Linked DNA regions of Homo sapiens: all the other regions are linked to region 1. Evidence: chromatin loops called from intact Hi-C (ENCODE). Cell type or tissue: A673. All regions are shown on one strand.

Region 1 (5,000 bases):
CTGAGAGTCTCTGCTTGGACATGTGCCTTTGAGAGGGACGGGAAAGAATGCCAGGTCGTTTCCAGCCCACCTTACTGGAGTGGAGTGGAGAGGAGGTGCAGGGTGGTGGCAGGTGGCAGGAGGGCTCGGAAGGGTCTTGCACCTGCTTCAGAGACTGGGAACAGAGTTCCTCCTACCCCAAGGAAGAAATTAGGCCACTGCCACACTTGCACACTTCAGCAGTAGCCCCAGTGTGAGACTACCTTGTCTACTACTTGAGCCCTCCACCGTTAGGACATTCTTCTTCGACCTGAGTCCTGTGTTTGCCACTCCTTCTTGACTGTGACCTTGTGGCATCATGAGCCAAAGCACGCCTATGGTAGATACACACGTGAACATATCCAAAACACAGGTTTCAAAGCAGGGCTTGCTTTTATGGCTGCATACTGACATTTTTCTATCCTGTCCATCCTATAGAATTGGCCAAGTCCTTGCAGAAGACAGAGAGCACACTCAAAATGAGTCATTTGAGAGGAGTTAATGAAAGACTCATCTGCAAAGGGAGAGGGAGGGGGTAGGGACACAGACAGGACAGTGCGGTGCCCTTGGGACGGAGCATCAGGAGGGGCTGAGGATGGGGCCTTGGCAGAAGGGGCATGGCTGTCTTGTGGCGGCAGACAGGAGGCACTGGCTTTGCCCTCCCTGGGCTGCCCTCACCACACCCCACCGGCTCCCCTCACCACACCCAGCAGGCACCAAGGTGAGGGAGCCTGCACGGATGGCACACTCAGGGCAGGAACAGGGTGGGGACCTTGGGGTGTAGACACACAAACAGCCCTCTCCCAGGGCCCTGTCTTCCCTTCCTGTGTAAACCCTCCCAGGGTTGTCCTTTGGCCATGCTTCTCCTCCACACCTGCTCATGTGGACAGGGGCCGCCTCACTGGGGCCCCAGGAGGAGGCCAGGGAAGCAGGCAGGGGTATCTGTGTGCAACTGGCTTAGGGAGAACTTGTCATGGCTCTGCTTCCACTATAGGTCATCTGCCAGGTATCCCTGGCCCAAGTCACCGACGTCGACAAGGCAGTGGCCGCAGCCAAGGATGCCTTTGAGAATGGACGGTGGGGGAAGATCAGTGCGCGGGACCGGGGCCGGCTGATGTACAGGTGGGAGCCCAACATGTACCTGCCAGCCACTGCCACCATCAGCTTCTGGGCAGTGGCACGGGGGGGACTTCTGTGGAGGCCCTTTTACCTGCCAGGAGGAGCTGGGTCCTGGGGAGGCTATGGGACCGAGGCCATCAGATGGGCCAGGCTGGGGCTCCTTGCCTGAGGCTCAGAAAAGGCTTCTCAGAGGAAGGGATATGAGAAACAGGAGACATTTCAGCAGAGTGGGCTCAGGGGAGGTGCCTGGTGGAGGTGAGGAGGTGCGGAAGCCAAGGGATGCTTCCAAAGTGGGCGCAGGCTGGGCCTCCCAGGCAGACAAAGCACTTCCCTCACCAGCCTGGGCTGGAGGGGACTTAGCTCCTGCACGCAGAAGACAGCAAGGGCCAGAGAAGGGCTGGCCTGGTCTCTGCTTGCTCAGCCAGGCTCTGACTACTGGAATCTATAGGTTTCACATTTTCTATTAAAAAAAAAAAAAAAATTTAAGCCAGGGAGAAAGGGGCCTTCTCTCCTTAGTTCCAGTTCAGACGTCTTAGGCAAGGACTTATGATGACTTTAGCTTATGACCTTAGAGTGAGAGGAAGGCCTGGAAGAGAGGTGCTGTGCCCCTGGAACCACAGGGCCTGGCGGGAAGGAGCAGTCACCCTCACAGAGGTGGAGTGATGTTCCTGGGAGAAGAGAGGGTGCGGCCAGATGAGCCGAGAACACAGGTGTCTTGGGGCCTGGCTCTTTCGCTGGGGTCCTGGGAACGTCTAGGGGTGCGAAGCCAAGTTATGGCGTGGTCCCAACGAAGCTCCTCACCTGGCAGGAGAGACCCTGCCTTGGCCTTGCGGTCAGAATGGCTTCTGTTTCTGTTATACTCCAGAGGCCAGAAAAGCCGGGGCAGCCCAGCAGCAGGAAACTAGAGAGAGGGGTTGCAAGAGCATGGTCTGCAAAACCGAATGGAGATTAGGGTTGGGGCAGGGAGGGCTGTGGGGGTCGGGCATGCCCAGCCTTTCATAGGTTCCAGTCCCCTTCGCAAGCCCCTCAATTCTAGAAAGGCACTGGCCACGCCAAGTGGTCCCTAGAGTTCCTGGAGGTCAGGAAGAGCTGTGAAACAAGCACGACAGGTGGCGGGAGAACCTCTGGCCTGGGCCCTGCGTGCGCGTTTGGTGGACCGCACAACCAACAGCGTGCGTGGGGTCCCTCCCTTGGCCTCTGCTGCCATCTGGTGGCTTGTATCATAACAGATTCTACTCACCCATAATGACAGTGAGGGGGGCACCCTGGGCAGCTGTAAGTGGACCCCTTCCTGTCCTATGCAAACTCTCAGGCCCCGTGAAGACCTGGGAGTGCCCATTACTGGTTCTGCCTCAGCTCAGCACAGCAGAGGCTGGGTCTAGGTGTCCCGGAGGGGGCAGTTCAGGAGCTCCCAGATAAATGGCTGCAGAGCACCCTGTCAGGGTGGCGGGACCACCGTGGGTGTTAGGGAACACGAAATTCACTGCAGGAATCAGACATTACACAATTGTGGAAGCTAGGAAGAAGGATCCAGAGGGAGAGTTAGACAAGGTTCCTAGGCAGTCCCCTGAACTCCTGGTAGACAGGATAGAACCTCCAGGGAGTAGGAGCAGCCGTATCCAGCTGCCAAGTGGGGCCACAAAGAGGAGCTCCTGGGAAAGACCGTGGGGGAGCTGCTGGCTCTGCCCAGATACCACTGTGGTCCACGGCTGAGAATCTGACGGTGGTCCAGGCTGCTGGTGGTCAGTAGGGCCGGCCGAGCCTGCTGGGCACCCCTGCATCTGCCCTGCAGACCTTCAGAGGGAGATGGCAGCAGCTTCACTTCTCCTGCACTGCTACCCTGGCACCCAGGGACTGGGCTCTGGGGAGCATGGGTGCCAGGGTGTGAATTCAGCAGCCTAACTGAATTAACAATAGAATAGTCCTGCAAGGCAGCCTCTCAGAGCTTCCCGAATAGTGCACTCGGGTGATGGATACTTTAGAAAGTGTGTCCTGGGAACTGGATTGATGACACAGCCATGTCACACACAGGTGGAATTATCTAGAAATGTGGGGGATTCAAAGGATTGGGGCTGATGAAGGAGAAGGATGTGAGCAGGGGAGGCATGGCACACCACAAGCTTTAGTGGGCTGCAGGTTGGGTAGGGTTGCAGGAGACGAGCAGTGAGACTGTCCCAAGGCTGCCGTGTGGGCTTCCATGTCCAGGTGACAACACACAGTGATGCAGTGGGAGCCTCTGGGTCTGAGGGCTGCCAAGGGCAGTAGCAGCTTTCACCTTATCACCCCAAGGCCCTGTTTTATCAATGGGCAACAACTGCTGGTTGAGGTTCCTCTGGGTATGCAAAGCAGCGGGCCCTAAGTGGCTAAAAACGTACCTGTTTGGGCTACTTTAAGCCTAACTGGGAGTGGGAAAATTTGAGTTTGGTGCCAGCAGGCTTTGGAGCAAATGGGTCTCATTTATATAACAAAGAGGCAGCTCCTGTCTTCGCAGCTGGGGAGCCTAGTCCTCTATCGGCCGCTAGGTGATGTTTTCACTATTTGCTGTACAAAATCGGTTTTTCTCAGGAACCGATTTACGCATGGGCTCTCCTTGCCCAGGGTGGCCTCGCTCAGTTGGTTTTATGCAGCAAACCTGAGCTGAGTGCTTCCCAGTGCTGTGCTGGAGCTGGGCGCTGCAGAGAGCAGGGAACCAGACAGCGCCCTGCCTCCTGCAGCCTGGATTCCAGTGGGCAGGCAAATCGTGATGAAATTATCATCTACCTGAATGTCTGTTACAAACTGTAGTGGTGGGGGAGTGAAGAAAGGCAGAGGAGGCTATCAGAGGATGTGACAGGGAGCTCTGATCAGTCAGAACATGGTTGGGGATTTGGGTCGGCTTCCCATTGAGTCCGTGTCTGAAACAAGTACAGAAGGCTAAGAGGAGAAACAGGAGTGTGGAAAGGGGGCCCAGACATGCAACACAGCCCCTAAAAGCCAAGGCAGGAGGCCTGACTGACCTGAGCACCTGGAAGAGGCCGATGTGAGGAGGAGGAGGGAGGCAGAGGAGCTGGGGTCTTGTGGCCCCAGAATGAAATGGAAATGGCCAGGAGCTGCTTGGCCAGGCACAGAGTTGCAGATGCATCCTGAGTGGCGTGGACAGCTGTCACGGGTCCTGGTGGGTGTAGGCAGGTGAGGACCGGAGCAGGCCTGGGGTGCGTGTGGGCTTCATGGTGCCTGGGTGCAGAGGGGAGCAGTGTGGGAAACGGCTGGCAGGCTTTGGTCCCACACTTGCCTCTGGGCCCGAGCTGCCCTGTCTCCAAGGCTGAGTTTGCTCTGGGCCTGTGGTCTCCACTTTCCCTGTCCACCCTCCCCCTAGGGGATGAGAGGGGCACCCTCATAACTCCCAGGCTGCCCACAGCTGCACATCCGTCAGAATCAAGGGAGGGCAACCCGACCTCGGCATGCTCAGGCTGAAGCCAGTCTGTGTAAACGCGTCAGCCCCCACGTTGCTCCCTAGTCAGCCCTTCTGTGATGGGGATGGGGCCACCTCTCCATCTCTGGAGATGCCAGGCTCAGGAGCATGCCCCCACCATCCTGGACTGAACAGTTGGTTTATTGGTGCTGGAAAGACAGATGGACTTTCTCCTGGTTCAAGCTTTCCGAAGACAGGAAGGGCAGCCTCTTGGGCCATGACCCCTTTGCTGTCTGCAGCAAGTGGGTGAATGCCTCTGCAGGATAATTTCGGAGGAATAGGATAAAGTAGTGGATCCACAAATACTTCAGGAAGGAAGCGAGGGAAGATCGAGGAAAGGAGAGAGGGACAGAGGGTGTCATCCTCACAGCTATCCGGTGGAGTAAACGGTGCTGGCCCATTGCATGGATCA
Region 2 (5,000 bases), 130 kb before region 1:
CAATTTTGGTTGACCTATGGTTAAACCTTGAGATGCTGATGGTAAGCCCTCTGTGTGGTCTGCAGATGAGGCTAAATCCCAGGCCTAGTGTGTGCAGCCGACCTGTGCACTGCATGCTGCCCTGGCCACACCTTGAAGGAAACTCTGTCATCTATCTCCTCTGTGACTTTAGACAACTTCGCTGTCCTCTCTGAGCCTCAGTCTACTCATCTGTAAAATGGGGAGTGCATTAGTTTCCTGCTGCTGCAGTAACAAATAGCCACAAACTTAGTGGCTCCAAACAACACACACCCACTCTCTAATGATTCTGGAGGTCAGAGGTCTGCGGTGGGTCTCACTGGGCTGAAATCAAGTTGTTGACAGGGCTGCATTCCCCCCTGGAAGCTCTGTTTCCTTCCCTTTTTCCCTTCTAGAGGCTGCCTGTACTCCTTGGCTTCTGGCCCCTTCCTCCACATCACCTCATTTCCACTGGCTCGCCTGCCCTGCTTTTTCATATTTAAGGACCTTGTGTCCACCCGGGTCATCCAGAATGATCTGCCTACCTTAAAGTCAGTTGCTTGGCAACCTTAATGCCGCCTGCAAATTTTATCTCCCTTTGCCATGTAAGGTGACATATTCCCAGGTTAGGGAGATCAAGACATGGACATTGCTGAGGGGCTGTATTCTGTTTCCCACAGGGAGGAGAAGTGAACCAACAGCAAAGTGTTTCTCAAACACAAGAGAGAGAGTGCAATGTTAGCTTGGAGAGGGCTGGACTCATCAGGTGATGCTGGGTAGAAAGGAAAAGCAGACTCCATCTACAACGACAGCTGAAGGGAATGACAATATTGTCAGCAGATGCTAGGGCAAGGACACGCCTCGGCAGTAGATAAGCCAGCTGGGACACGGGCTCAGGAAAAGGGGTGGAGGTCCCTGAACTGACTGGGATTTTGGTTAAATTAAAATAGAAAACGGAGACAGATTAATTTGAGCAACAAATTGCATTAAAATGACATGCGCACCTTTGTGGGCTAAAACTCATCCTCACTGCATATAGGTCTTTGGTTTGTGGAAACAAATCTAAGTTTGAAATGTGAACATCTTCTAGCTTATTTTATTTTATTTTGCCTTATATTTTGAGCACAGGCCTGGATTTGGGGGCATTCAGCTTGGGGGTCCAGAGGGCTCATCCTAGAGAAGCTATGGAGAGCCGATCTTCATGGGCCTTTTCTGCTGGGGCCTTGCCTGGGAGCCCCTGGCTCTGAGACAGGGTGGCCCAAGCTGGGCTTGGCGGGAGTGAGGGGGGCACGAGAGGAAGTGGCGGTGGCCACATGCTAGTGGCTGGAAAGAAAGCTCTGACAGCTTGGGCCTTGCTCTTGGCAGGAGGGTCTCAGACCCCCCAGCCCCACCTTGCCCGCCAGAGAACAGTTACTCAAGAGGCAGCAGAAAGCCCTGGGGTGTGCTGAGTTTTGTGTTGGCCGGGCCACTGAGATGATGCAACTCCACTCTGCATTGTGCAATGAGATGAAAGGGCCACCAGGGAGGGCGCACACACAGGGGCTTTGCATCAGCCACACATTGAACTGGGTCACAATCAGTTATACACACAGACAGTCTAAGATTCAGAGGAAAAGGAAGACATAAAACTCACACCCTGAGAGCCCAGGAGAGACCAGTGAAAAGGAGGAGGAGGGGGAGAAGGAAGAGGAGGGAGGGAGGAGGGGGAGAAGGGAGAGGAGAGGAGGGGGAGAAGAAAGAAGGGGAAGTAGGGGGAGGAAGAGGGGAAGGGGGAAGAGATGGGGAGAAAGAAGAGGGAAGGAAGGAGAGGAGAAGGAAGATGAAGAGAGGAAAGAAGGGTGGGGAGGAGGGGGGAGAAGAAGGGGGAAACGGGAGAAGGAGTGGGAGAAGAACAGGGAGGAAGGGAAGAAGAAGGAAGGGGGGATAGAGGAAGGGGAGGCAGGAAGAAAGAGAGGGGTAGGGGAGGAGGAGATGTGGAGAGGAAAGAGGGGGAGGGAGAGGGGGAGAAGAAGGGGAGGAAGAGGAGAGAGGAAGGGGAAGATTACAGGAGGGAGGAGGTTAGGCAGGAGGAGGGGAAGGAGGAGGAGGGGAAGAAGATGGGGGGAGGAGGAGAGGGAAGAGGGAAGGGAGGAGGGAGAGGAGGACAAGGAGGGTTTGGGTTAAGGTTAGGCTTGGATTAGGGTTAGGAGGAGGGAGAGGAGGACAAGGAGGGTTTGGGTTAAGGTTAGTCTTGGATTAGGGTTAGGAGGAGGGAAAGGAGGACAGGGAGGAGGGGAGAAGGAAGAGGGGGAGGGGGAAGAGGTGAAGAGAAAGAAGCGAGGAGGGATGGGGAGGAGGAAGAAAAAGATGTGGAGAGGGAAGGGGCTAGAGGGAGGATGGGGAAGAGGAGGAAGAAGAACAGAGGGGGAAGAGGAAGATGTAGAGAGGGAAGAGGGGGAGGGAGGGGGAAGAGAAGGGAGGAAGGGGAAGAATAGAGGAGGGAGGAGGGAGGTAGGAGAGGAAGAGGAAGGAGATGTGGAGAGGGAAGGGGGAGGGAGAGGAAGAGGTGGAGAGGGGAAGAATGGAGGAGGGAGGAAGAGGGGAAAAGGAGGAGGGGAGGAGGGAGGAGGGAGGAGGGAGATGTGGCACTCATGCTAGGTGCTCTGCCACAACGGATGGAAACCTGGCACCTCCTGCCCCACAGTAGGTCTCCGTCCTGGATCTCCACTGTCACCCTGAGGCTGACGCTAGTGTGTAAAAATAGGTATGGCTCACGCAACAAGGTCCTGAAATTCTCCGCTGAGCTACATAAACAGCGATCCGATCCAAGGGTGGAGGAAAACCCAACAGCGTTGACTTTGCGAGGCCCATCGCTCTCTGTGTGGCAAGTTATTAAGGCGTTTCTAGTGGTTTTGGGTTGTCTGTGCCCCGTCTTAGAACCTGAGCCATGGGGGCACGGCCGTATCCCCCGACCCCATCTGCAAGAGTTTCCAGAAGACCGGGATTGGGGCCATCAGCAGCCCTCCACTGCCCCCCGCTGGTCAGGCTGTGGGGCCCGTGCAGGACCTGAAGGCCATTAGATAGGCACCAGGAGACACCAGTCCCTGGGGTGCTTGGGGGCTGCAAGCTTTGTCCAGTCTTGGAGAAGAGCCCTTTCCCCTCAGCAGATGATGCTGGGACCTGCCACTGTGAGACCAGCCAGGCCGCGCCCTCCCGGGGGCCCCACTTCTTCATGCATAAAGTGGGGCTTTCAGCGAGGAGGTCTTTATGCTCTTCCAGGTCTGACATCTGGAATTCTGAGATTAAGAACAAAAGAAAAACCTTCTCCAACCCAAGTAAAGGATGCACAAATGGCTGAATTTCCCCCTGTGTGGAGTGTGGAGGCACAGGGATTCTCAAAGCCTGTTTCTTTTTGATACCTTTTAATTTCAAAATGTAGATATCTTTGTACATTTTTCTGGTTATTGAAGCAATATGAACAGATGAAACTACCCTCAACTTCCCCAGTACCAAGGAACTAAAACCATAAATTATATTATTGTGTCACTTGCTACTCACCAGACTGGCAAACACAGAAAAGCCCATGGGTTGTTGAGGGCAGAGGAGAGGAGGACCTGGGGCCTTTCACACCAAGGTGCAAGTGGGAGGGGCACACAGACTGGGGGTGGGGGAAGTGTCAGCAGCACCCATCACAGGAAGTGCAGCTGCCTGGCCTCTGAGCATCTGAGCAGTTGTACTTCTGTGAATCTGTCCTGCAGAAGGGCTTGCCTGAGGCCACCACACAGGCCCCACCAGGAGCAAGTATTTTTTCTTAGAGCAAAAAATGGAAAGTGAACTGAGGGAGGGGAGCTGGCTGATGGCGCACATGAGGATAGATGAGTCACACCCACTGTGGCCACACCCTCTGCAAAGTGACTTTGCTGTCCTGCTGAGGAGGCTGGGGATGTGGTTCCCACCCTCCAACAGGTGCTGGCCTGGGACACACAGAATGTACCAGAGTGGCCTTGTGCAAGTCCAGGGCTCGGGCCTGGAGGGGCCCTTCACCCTTTGAGAGCCCTGAGCCCACCGTGCTATAGGAAAGACCAGTCCAGCCTTCAGAGGGCAGGGGTCATGTGGAGAGAAACTAAGGTGCCCCAGTCGACCGCCAGCACCAACTGCCAGACACGCCAGAGAGGCCATCCCAGCCCCACTAGCCCTATTGAGCAGACAGGTGACAGTAGCCATGCGAGTGACTCCTGGATGGACCAGCAGAAGGCCTGCCCCTGCTGGCACCCTACAGATTCATAAGCAATAATAAATCGTTGTTTTTAGTTGCTATGTTTTTGGGCGGTGTGATGGTTAATTTTATGTGTCAACCTGGCTAGACTGTGGTAGCCAATTTTGGGTTAAAGTCAGTCTAGCTGTTGCTGTGAGGATATTTTTTAGATGAGATTAACATTTAAATCAGTAGACTTTAAGTAAACCAGATGACCCTTCAAAATGTGGGTGGGCCTCATCCAATCAGTTGAAGGTCTCAAGAGAAAAGACTGAGGTCCCCTGAAAAGCAAGGAACTCTGCCTGCAGACTGCCCCTAGACTTGAGCTGCAACATCACCTCTTCTATGGGCCCCTGCCTGCCACTCTGCCCTGCAGATTTCACATTTGCCGGCTCTCACAATGACATGAGCCAATTTCTTTAACTTTATGTAGGTACATGTCTATCGATCTATACACACACATATCCACACATACACACACACTCTCTCTCTCTCCACACACACATACCCCTATAGTTCTGTTTCTCTGGAGACCCTAACACAGATGGTTTGTTATACAGCAGAAGCTAGTGAATACAAATGCTACCCAGTCATGAAAAGGAATGAGGTACATATCTATGTGCTACTGTGAAAATAGTTTCGTGATATATGAAGGGGAAAAAAGAGCTACTTGTAGAACAATATGCAAGCCTTACATATGAACCAGTGTGTGTTCATGCTTGTGTGCACACATAGCATATGTTGTGAGTGTGTATACAGCACATAGAAG
Region 3 (5,000 bases), 65 kb before region 1:
TAAATAATACTCTACTGTATAAAAGTATTAATTTTTTTATTCATTCTCCAATTGGTGGGCATTTGACTTGTGTTCAGGTCTTGACTATGGTGAATAGGCTGCTGTGAACATTCTACAAGTCTTTGTGTGGATGTATATCTTCATTTCTCTTGGGTAAAATACACAGAAGTGGAATGGCTGGGTCAAAGAGTGCATAGTTAATTTTTAATAACATAATTTGAAAAATAAAGCAAAAAGCTACAGCAATTACAAAAGGTGGTGGCCAGCCCAGGAATAAGCAAACACCAACTGCAGAGAATGGAGAATATAAGAATGTGTGTGCTTCCCATCTTCAGCCTCAAGCGGGCCCTCATGGCCACAGCCACCTCAGGAACCCTCCTTAGAACTCTTCAGTAACATTTGTAGGGGCCATTGATTTGAATCAGGCTCCTCTCCTGCATCCAGCAGACCAAGCCAATATGGAGTCACTCATGCTAAATGTCACTAATTTCCTTAAGAGTATACTAAGGCAACAAATAGCTGAGTTTGGTTAGTTAAGGCTTGAGCCTTATGTCATAGTAGGCAGTCAGCCGACCCAGTGAGATAAAACGCTGAGCTGTAGCCAACTTAGTTGTTCTTTTTGCTCCATGTTGGTTTTCTGTTCATAAATGCTGTCTGACCATGTGGCAGGCAGGAGTTCTCTGAACTTGTTCTAGTTCTAAGGGCTGCCCAGCTTGCAAGTTTTTTTCCCCTTAAATAAACCTGATAAATTTAAGCTTGCCTGAGGTTTTCCCTTTTCAACAGATCAGTGAATGTGAAGAAACTCAAAGAGGAGCATAGTGACCCCCAGGAGCAGGGGGTGGCAAAGCAAAGGCACCCACCAGGCCCATTGTGCCCACTGATCCCCTGGAACTGGGGATGGTGGATTGAGCCCTCTCGGATTCTGAGCTCCACTCATTCGGGTTCTGAGCTCTCTGAGCTTATTTGAGAAATTTGATCCAGACTGGGTTCAGAAATCTTCAAACTGGACTGGATCCTATAGAGGTTTCAGATGTCTGGCTGGGTCAAGAAGAAACTGAACTGGGTGTGGTAGGTAGGGTTCCTAGGAGATAGGGAATCATGGGTTCACTGGGATCCAAGGAGCTTAGAACTCCCCCATCTGGGACTCTAGTCAATTTCTTGTATATGAACTATGGACCCAGAATCAGGGCTTTTCTGGAGAAATGGGTGAGCCTTACCAAAAATAATTTAGAGTTACAGCAGCCACAGTGGGGAAGTTTGTTTGCTTGTTTGATGAGACAGAGTTTTACTCCTTTTACCCAGACTGGAGTGCAATGGTGCGATCTCGGCTCACTGCAACCTCTGCCTCCTGGGCTCAAGGGATTATTCTGTCTTAGCCTCCCAAGTAGCTGAGATTACAGGTGCACACCACCCCCCGCCCCCAGCTAATTTTTGTATTTTTTGTAGAGATGGGGTTTCACCCTGTTGCCCAGGCTTGTCTTGAACTCCTGGTCTCAAGTGATCCATCCCCCTCAGCCTCCCAAAGTGCTTGGATCACAAGGATGAGCCACTGTGCCTGGCTGAGAAGTTTTAATTTAGATAAAATTGTTTATTTTCAGGGAAAAATTAGAAATACAAAGAGAAAAAACCCACAAGAACAACGGAATGCATTTTTAATTGGTATGCAGAAACATGTAAAAGATTAAACAAAGAGTGTCTGACTTAAAGGTTTCTTCCCAGGAGACAAATAAAAAGCTTAATCAGCAAACTGAGGACCAGAGGAAGGAGGACTGCCGCTCATTGAATTGAATTAACTCTGACTGCTCCTTGCTGTCTTTGCCATTACTTCAATACCCTGAGTCCACTGATTGTTTTGCTCAAGTACCTTTCCATCTTGAGGAAAATGAAAAGGAGAGGTTGGACAACTGTCTTACAAAGTGAGACCCTCTGAACACCTAGGCCTGCCTGCTGTAACCACTTTTACTCCATGCTCTGAAGCTGAACTTAGAGCCTTCATAAGATACTTTCCTGATGCAAGAGAAAATCCTCAAATGTTTACCTAGGAATTTAGAATCCCCATAGGAGCTTATGATCCAGGAACTTCTGACTTTATCAATTTATTCACTTGATTTTGGGACTTGGTAAAGCTCAAAGGTGTATGAAAGCAGCAGAATAGAGAGAACCCGAGGGGATATTAAAGACCTTAAAAAACCTTCTTGCTACAACAAGCTGGAAGAACACTGAAAACCTTTTAAATTCAGTTCCTAAGTCTTCTCCACAAAAAAAGGATCCATCTGTCAGACAGTCTTGCAGGTGAAAAAAGGACGGACCCATTTCATATTGCAGAGCTGGTTTAGAAACACTATTTGTGAAACATTCTGCACTCAAAAGACAGCAAGGAGAATTTCCTGTAGGGACTAAAATGGCATTAACTGCTCTATTTATAAACAAACGTTGTCCCGAATTTAGCAGTTGCATTAAGAAGCATGAACTTGGATGGGGAATGACAGACATGGTTGAATTCGTGGCTTTAGCTGAGCATTTTCAAAGGACTCCAGAATAAGAAAAAGCACAAAAAGCTAATAAGCTTATGTCTTTTCAATTGCAACAATTACAGGGGCCAAAGCCAAAGGGACCATCTTCTCCTTGTTTTAAACCACAGCCTAAAGAACCTAGAGTAAGAAACCCTTCACCCCAAGATGTCTGCCTACATTGCAAACAGCCAGGTCCCTGGGAGAGAGGCTGCCTAGTCATCCAAGTCTACCAAGGAGCCTCCTCCTTTCAGCGGGGATGGTCTGCCCACTAGAGGGAGTCCATGAGATCACAATCAGCCTGGCTGCAGGAGGGACCCTCCAGCTAGCTGTTGCCTGTGATGCCTTTTGATAAATAATGAGAAACAGAGGCTAAGACAAGCAGGGAACGTGTACCATGCTGGTGAATATTGGGGCTACTTTATCTTTCACAAACCCCACTTTAATAAGCTGTTAAAGCAAACTAAATATGGCTTGAGAAGGACTCTGTACTTCTATGTTTGAGTCCTTGTGGATGAACTGCAACCTAACTTAATAGGTGGACAAGATTGAAAATCTAACTTAGGAGTATGCACCTGTAACAATCGCTGAGTCCTGGCCAATCCCAGCAGCCATACTTCAACCACCCATACACCACTCAGTGTTCAAACTGTGTTCAAATAAGGCAAACGCCGAGCTGTAACCAATCCAGCTGTTCTGTACCTCACTTCTGATTTCTGCAAGTCACTTCCTTTTTTTTTTTGTCTATAAATTTGTTCTGTCCACGAGGCAACCCTGGAGTCTCTCTGAATCTGCTGTGATTCTGAGGGCTGCCCAATTTGTGAATCGTTCATTGCTCAATTAAACTTTTTTAAATTTAATTTGGCTGAAGTTTTTCTTTTAACATGGTGTCAGAAGCGGGATCCAAAGTACAGCTTCTAGCGACCCCCAGGAGTACTGAGTGAACAAGCAAGGTAACTGCAGGACCTATTTGTGTCCATTGATCTCTCAGAATGGCTGGGGATCGTGGGTAAATTCTCTCTCGGATTTCGGAGCTCCATGGATTTGTGTTTTGAGCTCTCAGTTTCTTTGAGCAAATTTCTGATCCAAGCTGGGTTTGGAAGTCATGACAGAAACTGGACTGGGTCCAGGAATGGATTTGATCTGGGAATTAACTGGCTTGGATCCAGTTAGAGGACTCTTACATCTGACTGGGTCAGAAAGGAACTGGTCATAAATGGTAATATTGCAGGGGGTGTAAAATTTGGCTTTTAAAAATTTTCAGGGATTTTTGTATTCTACTCTTTTGTTTCATTTTTCTTGTGCGTTTAGGTGGGAAAAAAAATTCATTGGCTAAGTTAATCTAGGAAACCTGATAGTAAAGCCAATGTTTTAGGTAAAAATGGGATCCTTAATTTCTGGAAAACCAAGTTCCTTCTGGCTTATACATTAGGCCCGGGAGGCAGCAAAGTCTTACAGAAACAGCGAAACGTTACTAAAGATAACTTACAGTGGTACATTCCAAATAAACAACAAATACACTAGAGTGCATTAATTTTTTTTCTTTTGTGTTGCAGCAGGTCCCTGAAACAAACAAACAAACAAAAACTGGATTAGGTCTCCATCTTGTTTTATGTCATTGGTAGCTTGAACTTGTAACTTCGTGGTGGTACTTTCTCTTGGTCTCTGCCTTCCAGGGGATAGGAATTTTAGGGTTCATGTCACAGCAAACTCTAAAAATTATCTTGAGTAGTTGAAAGGCTTTGCAAGCTCAAAATTAACTACTCTAGACTCCTTCTGGGAAGGGCGATGGAGACTGCCCAGTATTGTAGCTCAGTAGCTAAGGTTTTGTCCTTTCACATTGGTGGCCTGGGTTTGATTCCAAGCTTAGAGAATGAGTACTTTCTGGTTAACACCTGTGTGACTTTTACCACTTCCTGATTTTCTTCCCATCCATGAACAACCTCTAGCTTCCCTTCTTAAATCTTCCTTTCTCTGAGCTACCTTTAAAAATTCCAGGTTTTGTAAAAACTGCTTACCACCTCTTTGAAAATACCTAGTACACTTGTGGTTAAGTCATATCCTTAGTTGAGCTTTGTTGGTTTCATCTGTAAGGTTACCATTGGTAAAGTTCAGAAGCCAGAAATATTGGCCATTTGGCCTGGCTAAAGTCAGGTAATAAGAAATTTAAAAGGAGTTTTTAGAAAGAGCACTATGGTTAAAATTCAGCTTAATTAAAAGCAGATATTCAAGCTCTAACAGCCTTGGGCTCTTTGGGAAAAATAAGAGGTGCCAGAGACCCCATTTTGGAAAAAAAAAAAAAAAAAAGCTGTTTTCTTCATGGAATCCCAGGCATTGGAAATGGATAGATCCCTCTCAAAATCTAAGGCTCTGTTCTTTAGACCAGACCAAATGGTATAAAAATGAGACCCTTAATTTTTGAAGGTCGGTTTTGCCTTCCAGCTGTGACTGCTTATTATATTAGGCCCTAGAAACTGCATGCTTTCCTGG
Region 4 (5,000 bases), 1.3 Mb before region 1:
TGGGCTGGGTCTGTGTGTGTGTGTGTGTGTGCACGTGCATGTGTGTGTTGGGGGGTGTCTAGTGGCTGGCTGCCACCTGAGAGGAGCAGATGCTGGGATGGGGAGAAGGGGATAGTCGAGACCACTCCCCCATGTCTAGCTTTGGTAGGGGTGGGTGTTGGGGACACGGTTAGCTGCAGTCATCCATCTTTTAAGGGCGGTCTTTATTTCTCAGATCCTTTTTTTATTGGTTCCCCTTCCCCCACAATAGGTTTCCGTGAAGAAAACCCCTGTTAACAACCTAGCATGTATCCTGTATTTTCTTTTGTGTTAATAAAATCCTATAGAGGCCTATATACATATACATATATACACACAAACTCACAGATTTTTTTGCCCATTGTTTTATAAAAATGGGATCGTATGTTACATTCTTATCTCCAAATTGCTTTTCTCACCCAATAATACCTTATAGAAATCCCTTTAAGTCTATTGGTAGGCAGGTAATTAAATTTTTTATAAGTTGCATAATATTCCGCTGTGTGGCCGTCCCGCCGCCTGCCCTTCCCCACTCCCCCGTCATGTCCACCTCCCAGCTTACGCCTCGGCAGCTCGGCTTCCAGAGCCCGGAAACGGCGCGCTGCTTCGCACCTCCTCTCCGCGATGCAGCCCGTTCCCTCCGCTGCCTGACTCACACGGCTGCCTCCTACTCACTGGGGATCCATCTGCAGCTCCTTCTCCAGGGCAGCGGCCGGCAGGGCTGGCGGGAGCAGGGGGCGCAGAGAGGTCAGGGGCAGTTGAAGTGGGGCCTCGTGAGCCAGGCCGTGACGGGGCTGGGTCTTGATCCTGGATTGGGGGCCTCCCGGAAGGCTCGAAGCAGGGAGTGCTGTGTGTTAAGAAGCCCTGTAGCTGGCTGGAGACCTGGAACCTGTGCTGGTCGTCCTGTAAGGCAGGGGACCTGGGTCCCTCCGCTCCTCCCCAGGCTCCCCATCCACCCCCTCCCTCTTGGTCCCCGCTGTCTCCATTGGCTTCTCCTCCCCCGTGGTGAGCCAGGCTGTCCTGAGTGTCCAGGGGCAGACGGCCCCCGCCCACCCGCTTCCTGCGGCTCCCCCCAGGCCCTCCGGCTTCAGTCTCCACAGCTGAATCCTGCAGGAAGCCATACAGTGGGAATCTCCGGGCAGCTTCTGGTTCGCCCTCGGGTCTGAGTCACTCTCTGTGCTCTGTCTCCCCACCTCCCCACTTCCTCTCTGGCAGGCACCGATGCCTTCTGCACATTGTTCCCCGGGGAAGGGAACCACCCCTGCCTCACCTGGCGGCTTCCACTCCCGGTGGGGCCGTGGTGCCAGGGGCGGACAGTGCCATGGACAGGGTGGCTGCTTTGGTTCCCAGACTCCCTGAAGCCGCTTGTAGGGCCCTTCTAGAAAGGCCTGTCGTCGGCCCGCCCCTCCCCTGAGGTCAGAGGGCATGGGTCATCAGCAGCCCCGGGGGCTTGTCCACCAGATGCAGCAGGGTGGGGCGGAACAGGCCCTGTGTCTGTTCTAATTGCCCTGTTTCACTTCCGAGGCTACCTGGCTTTTACACCACAGGACGCTGAGTTTCTAATTACTATAGGGAAAGAGAAAAGGAGTTTTCTTTTTCAATAAGTGTATTTAAGTGGAGGAAGATCTGAAGGAAATGCCCACATGACTCTAGTGGGGCCGGGCGCCCAAAACCTGAAGGAGAGTCCGTGAAGAGGCTGGGAGGGTGCCCGCCGGCTGCTGGTGGGCCAAACCCACTTTTCTTCCCGCACTGTTTTGAAAAGCTATTGAATTGTGGGATTCCCAAGCAAACGTGAATTTTCTGGCTTCTTTTGAAAGGTCTGGACACTGGGCAAGGCTGAGAGGGGGAGCAGCGTGCCTCCCCGGCCTCCCTGCTGGGTTCACGGGGGAGAGGTTTGCAGCCCGCGGGCATCCGAGTCCTGCCCAGGCGACTGGGAGGGCCAGGCCAGAAGGGCGTCTCCTGGGGTGGGAGGCCCATGCCGGGCCGCCCCCGGGACTCACGCTGCTCCCAGGCCCTAGAGAGGGCGCCCAGCCCGAGCGCCTGGGACAGGCAGTCGCGCAGTGAGCACCTGTAGAGGCTGGGGTTTGGGCCGTGGCGCTGGCGCCGGCTCGCGGAGCTTCCCTCCCGCCCTCGCGGTCCCCTCTCGGGCTCGGTCCCTTCTCGGGCTCGGTCCCCTCTGCACAGCTAGGGGCCGCTCGGCTGCGGCGCGGCGCTCTGGGGGCGGCAGGGGGCGCTGGCGGCCCGCGGGAACCCTCTGCAGCTCAGGACAAAGGCTGCGGGTGCGGCGCCGAGCCTGCGCTATGCTGGGACCCGGCGATGCAGCCCCGACTGCAGCCCGCTCCAGCCCATCCCGACCGCCAGCGCCGTCGGTAGTCCTCTCCCCCAGCGCACACCTCCGCCTCTCCTCCGCATCCCTCCCCGGCCATCTGTTTTGCACTTCCCCTCTCCATCCCTGGGCCTCTCTGTCTTCTGTCTGCCTCTCTAACTCCAATAAGGGCTGACCCTGTCTCTGAGTGCCCCTTGGGTCCCTGGCATCTCTCTGTTTTTCCTGTTCCAACTGTTTTCTCCGGAGGTCAGTTTGCTCTTCCAGAGAGGAGGCCCTGAGACCACATTAGCAGTGATGGGACCAGCGGAGAAAAAGCACCCCGCCTCCTCCACCTTCGCCTGCCCTTTGGCCTCTGTTGCAGGCTGGGCGCCTCTGACTGCCCACAGATAGTCTTCATGTTAATGCCAGGTCTTACTGGGTTCTCCCTCTGGTCCCACCATGCCCCCTGGGTTGCCTGGGGAAAGGGGGGAGGTTGGGATCCTGGCCTGGGCTCCCTGTGGTTGCGGGCAAAGCTGGTGCTGAATGGGAATGGAAGGCATTCTGAGGCTCCGGGCTGGGCCACGGGACCTGGCCTGCCTCTGCTGTGGCCTGCCGTCCCTGCTTGCCTAAGATCTTCCCTTCCATGTTCCCAGTTCCCTACACAAATAATGAAAATGTAGGGCTCTATGACATTTTCCAACTCTGATCATCTAGACTCTAGTGACATGGATCTAAAATCCCACACTCCTGGTTATCTGACCTTCAAAGCAGGTGCTTTATCCAGTTCTTAAGACAGTACTACGGGGAAAGTGTCAGCACGCCTATTTTATAGATGAGGAAGACTGAGGCCCAGAGAGCCGAAGGAGCTGCTGCAGGGACACCAAGCCCTGTCTGACTCTCAGCCTGGACCTGCTCCCCTGAGCCAGGCTGCTGTGCAAATGGTCAGAGGGCTCCAGGCTTTAGCTGTCAGAGGTTTCTCCACCACTGGAACCTTAGAAGCACAGAGGAGCCACCCTCATATGCCATGTACTGCATGATTCCATAACTGAGAAGTCTTCCTTGTGGTTTGGATGATGTGTCGTGCCAGTTAGGAACACTGAAAAGCAGATGCCAAGATGACGGAGCAAGAAGTGCAAGGGATTTATGGCAGGAATCACCTGCAAGAAATCCAGAGGAGAAGGAGCAGGAGTGGGTGGGGATTGCCTGAGACCATACTGTGGGTTTGAGCCTTCTAAGAAGAGAGAATAAGGCAGGCAGATTGGGTAAGAAGAGTGTTAGCCTGCAGCACAGCTCTGAGAAAATCTCTCCGGCCCAGTGGGACTCCCTGATAGACTGTCCACAGAGGAGCCCCAAGCTGAGCAGGAATGCCCAGGCCCTGGTACTGCTGCCACACTGGGCTTTTGGCTAGCAGAGTGTGGCCTCAGCCTGGCTACTTGGCAGGTTTTGCAGGCACAGCAGCTGCAGGCTGTGGGCTGATTGGGTCCTCAGGGCAGCTCTCTTTGGAAGGCTGAGAAGTTGGGTGGTATGGCTCTGTGGCTGGGGGCACCCACTATTCCAGAAAGCACACAGTGCTTGGAGCCAGCCAGACTTGCCACTTTCCAGCTGGGTGATCTTGAGCAAGTCTCTGAGCCTTGATGGCCTTACCTATAAAGATGATCAGACAGTTGTCTAGAGGATCCTGTGGGTAAAGTGTCTGGCAGAAGCTTGGCAGTAGACACTTTTAAAAGGTGGCTGCTTTGAGATAATTTTTCTTTATCTGAGGAGTTGGTATATCCCCTGCCCTTCTACTCAGAGGGCTGATTAGACCCTAGGTATGACCCCATACTTTTGATTCCTCACTGGGACCATGGGACTAATACTAGTATCTTCTTCACTGGTTCATCTTCCTACCTGTTAGAGGCAATAACATTTTCCTATTGTGTTGTTGGACTGAAAATTGCATTCTTGCTATTTGCCCATTCATTCATTCACCGACTCTGGCCCAGCACATCACCCTGTTTTATCTTCTCCATCTTAAGCCATCTTGTTTATTGAAGTGTTAATTGTCCTTAAGCTCTGGGAAGACTTGGCTCTTGTCAAAACTGTTCACAGCTGTGTCTTCAGAGCCTAGCTGCAACACCTCTTTGTCGAATGAGTAAATATATTTACCAAGAGCCTACCTCTTCTCATGTAGGGGTAGCATGTGGCGCCTCACGTCTAGGTGCTCCTAGTTCAGTGGAAAGCTGGACATGGACTGGATTTTAAACACTATATTATCAGAGCTGGGGCAAAGAAGGCACGTGGGGTTTTGGCTGGGTTTGGAGAGGGCTAGGGGTGAGCACAGACTTTCATCTTTCAGAGCTATGCAGAGGGTTTCTCTAGGAGTTGCAGAGTAACAGATAGGCATGAATGAAGTGGCCAGCTGTGAGCCTCCAGGGACTGGTGGGTACCAGGATGCTCTGGGAGCTCAGGTCTTGTCCAAGAGGCCTTTAAATTACATTTTTATAGCAGCACATGCAAGCCCACAAACAAGACTGTGGCCAAACAAGGCTCTTGGGCCCCTGTTTTGCTCTTCCTGGCCTAACCCTCTGCTTCCTTTTTGGGGAAGAGGTGGGAGCAGTGTGTAGAGTGTGTGTGCCCTGGGCTGGTACACAGCACATATTCACTCATTAGACGCCCCTTCAACCAACTCTGAGTA

Evidence for each region. Peaks named below come from ENCODE experiments on the same cell type or tissue, not always from the same donor. Only the 100,000 strongest peaks of a DNase experiment are listed, where the experiment ranks them.
Region 2: a loop joins it to region 1, with 12 times the contacts of the local background. A loop is called at or near these places in 22 of 110 quality-filtered maps.
Region 3: a loop joins it to region 1, with 5 times the contacts of the local background. A loop is called at or near these places in 56 of 110 quality-filtered maps.
Region 4: a loop joins it to region 1, with 5 times the contacts of the local background. A loop is called at or near these places in 2 of 110 quality-filtered maps.

The regions. Positions count from the first base shown.
Region 1 is chr3:126,131,675-126,136,674 of GRCh38, reverse strand. It overlaps ALDH1L1 (aldehyde dehydrogenase 1 family member L1), which reads left to right. Exons shown (of 23, transcript NM_012190.4): 12 at 1,013-1,140. Among named protein-coding and RNA genes, the nearest start is that of ALDH1L1-AS2, 46 kb to the left of the region's middle. RefSeq lists a silencer at 2,343-2,422 and an enhancer at 4,020-4,837. In A673, a CTCF peak has its summit at 2,359 (motif pointing left); a DNase peak (open chromatin) is centred at 2,324; H3K27ac peaks cover 1,199 bases.
Region 2 is chr3:126,257,648-126,262,647 of GRCh38, reverse strand. No RefSeq gene overlaps it. Among named protein-coding and RNA genes, the nearest start is that of ALDH1L1, 80 kb to the right of the region's middle. RefSeq lists an enhancer at 3,515-4,422. In A673, CTCF peaks have their summits at 1,505 and 3,022 (motif pointing left); DNase peaks (open chromatin) are centred at 1,517, 2,987 and 3,857; H3K27ac peaks cover 4,059 bases.
Region 3 is chr3:126,196,198-126,201,197 of GRCh38, reverse strand. All of the region lies in intron 1 of ALDH1L1-AS2 (ALDH1L1 antisense RNA 2), which reads right to left. It also overlaps a transcript of ALDH1L1 not described here. Among named protein-coding and RNA genes, the nearest start is that of ALDH1L1, 18 kb to the right of the region's middle. RefSeq lists an enhancer at 2,811-2,860. In A673, a CTCF peak has its summit at 2,776 (motif pointing right); DNase peaks (open chromatin) are centred at 1,737 and 2,777; H3K27ac peaks cover 2,354 bases.
Region 4 is chr3:127,452,972-127,457,971 of GRCh38, reverse strand. No RefSeq gene overlaps it. Among named protein-coding and RNA genes, the nearest start is that of LINC02016, 65 kb to the right of the region's middle. RefSeq lists a silencer at 1,948-2,377 and an enhancer at 4,904-5,000. In A673, CTCF peaks have their summits at 2,017 and 2,218 (motif pointing right); a DNase peak (open chromatin) is centred at 2,241; H3K4me3 peaks cover 389 bases; H3K27me3 peaks cover 3,828 bases.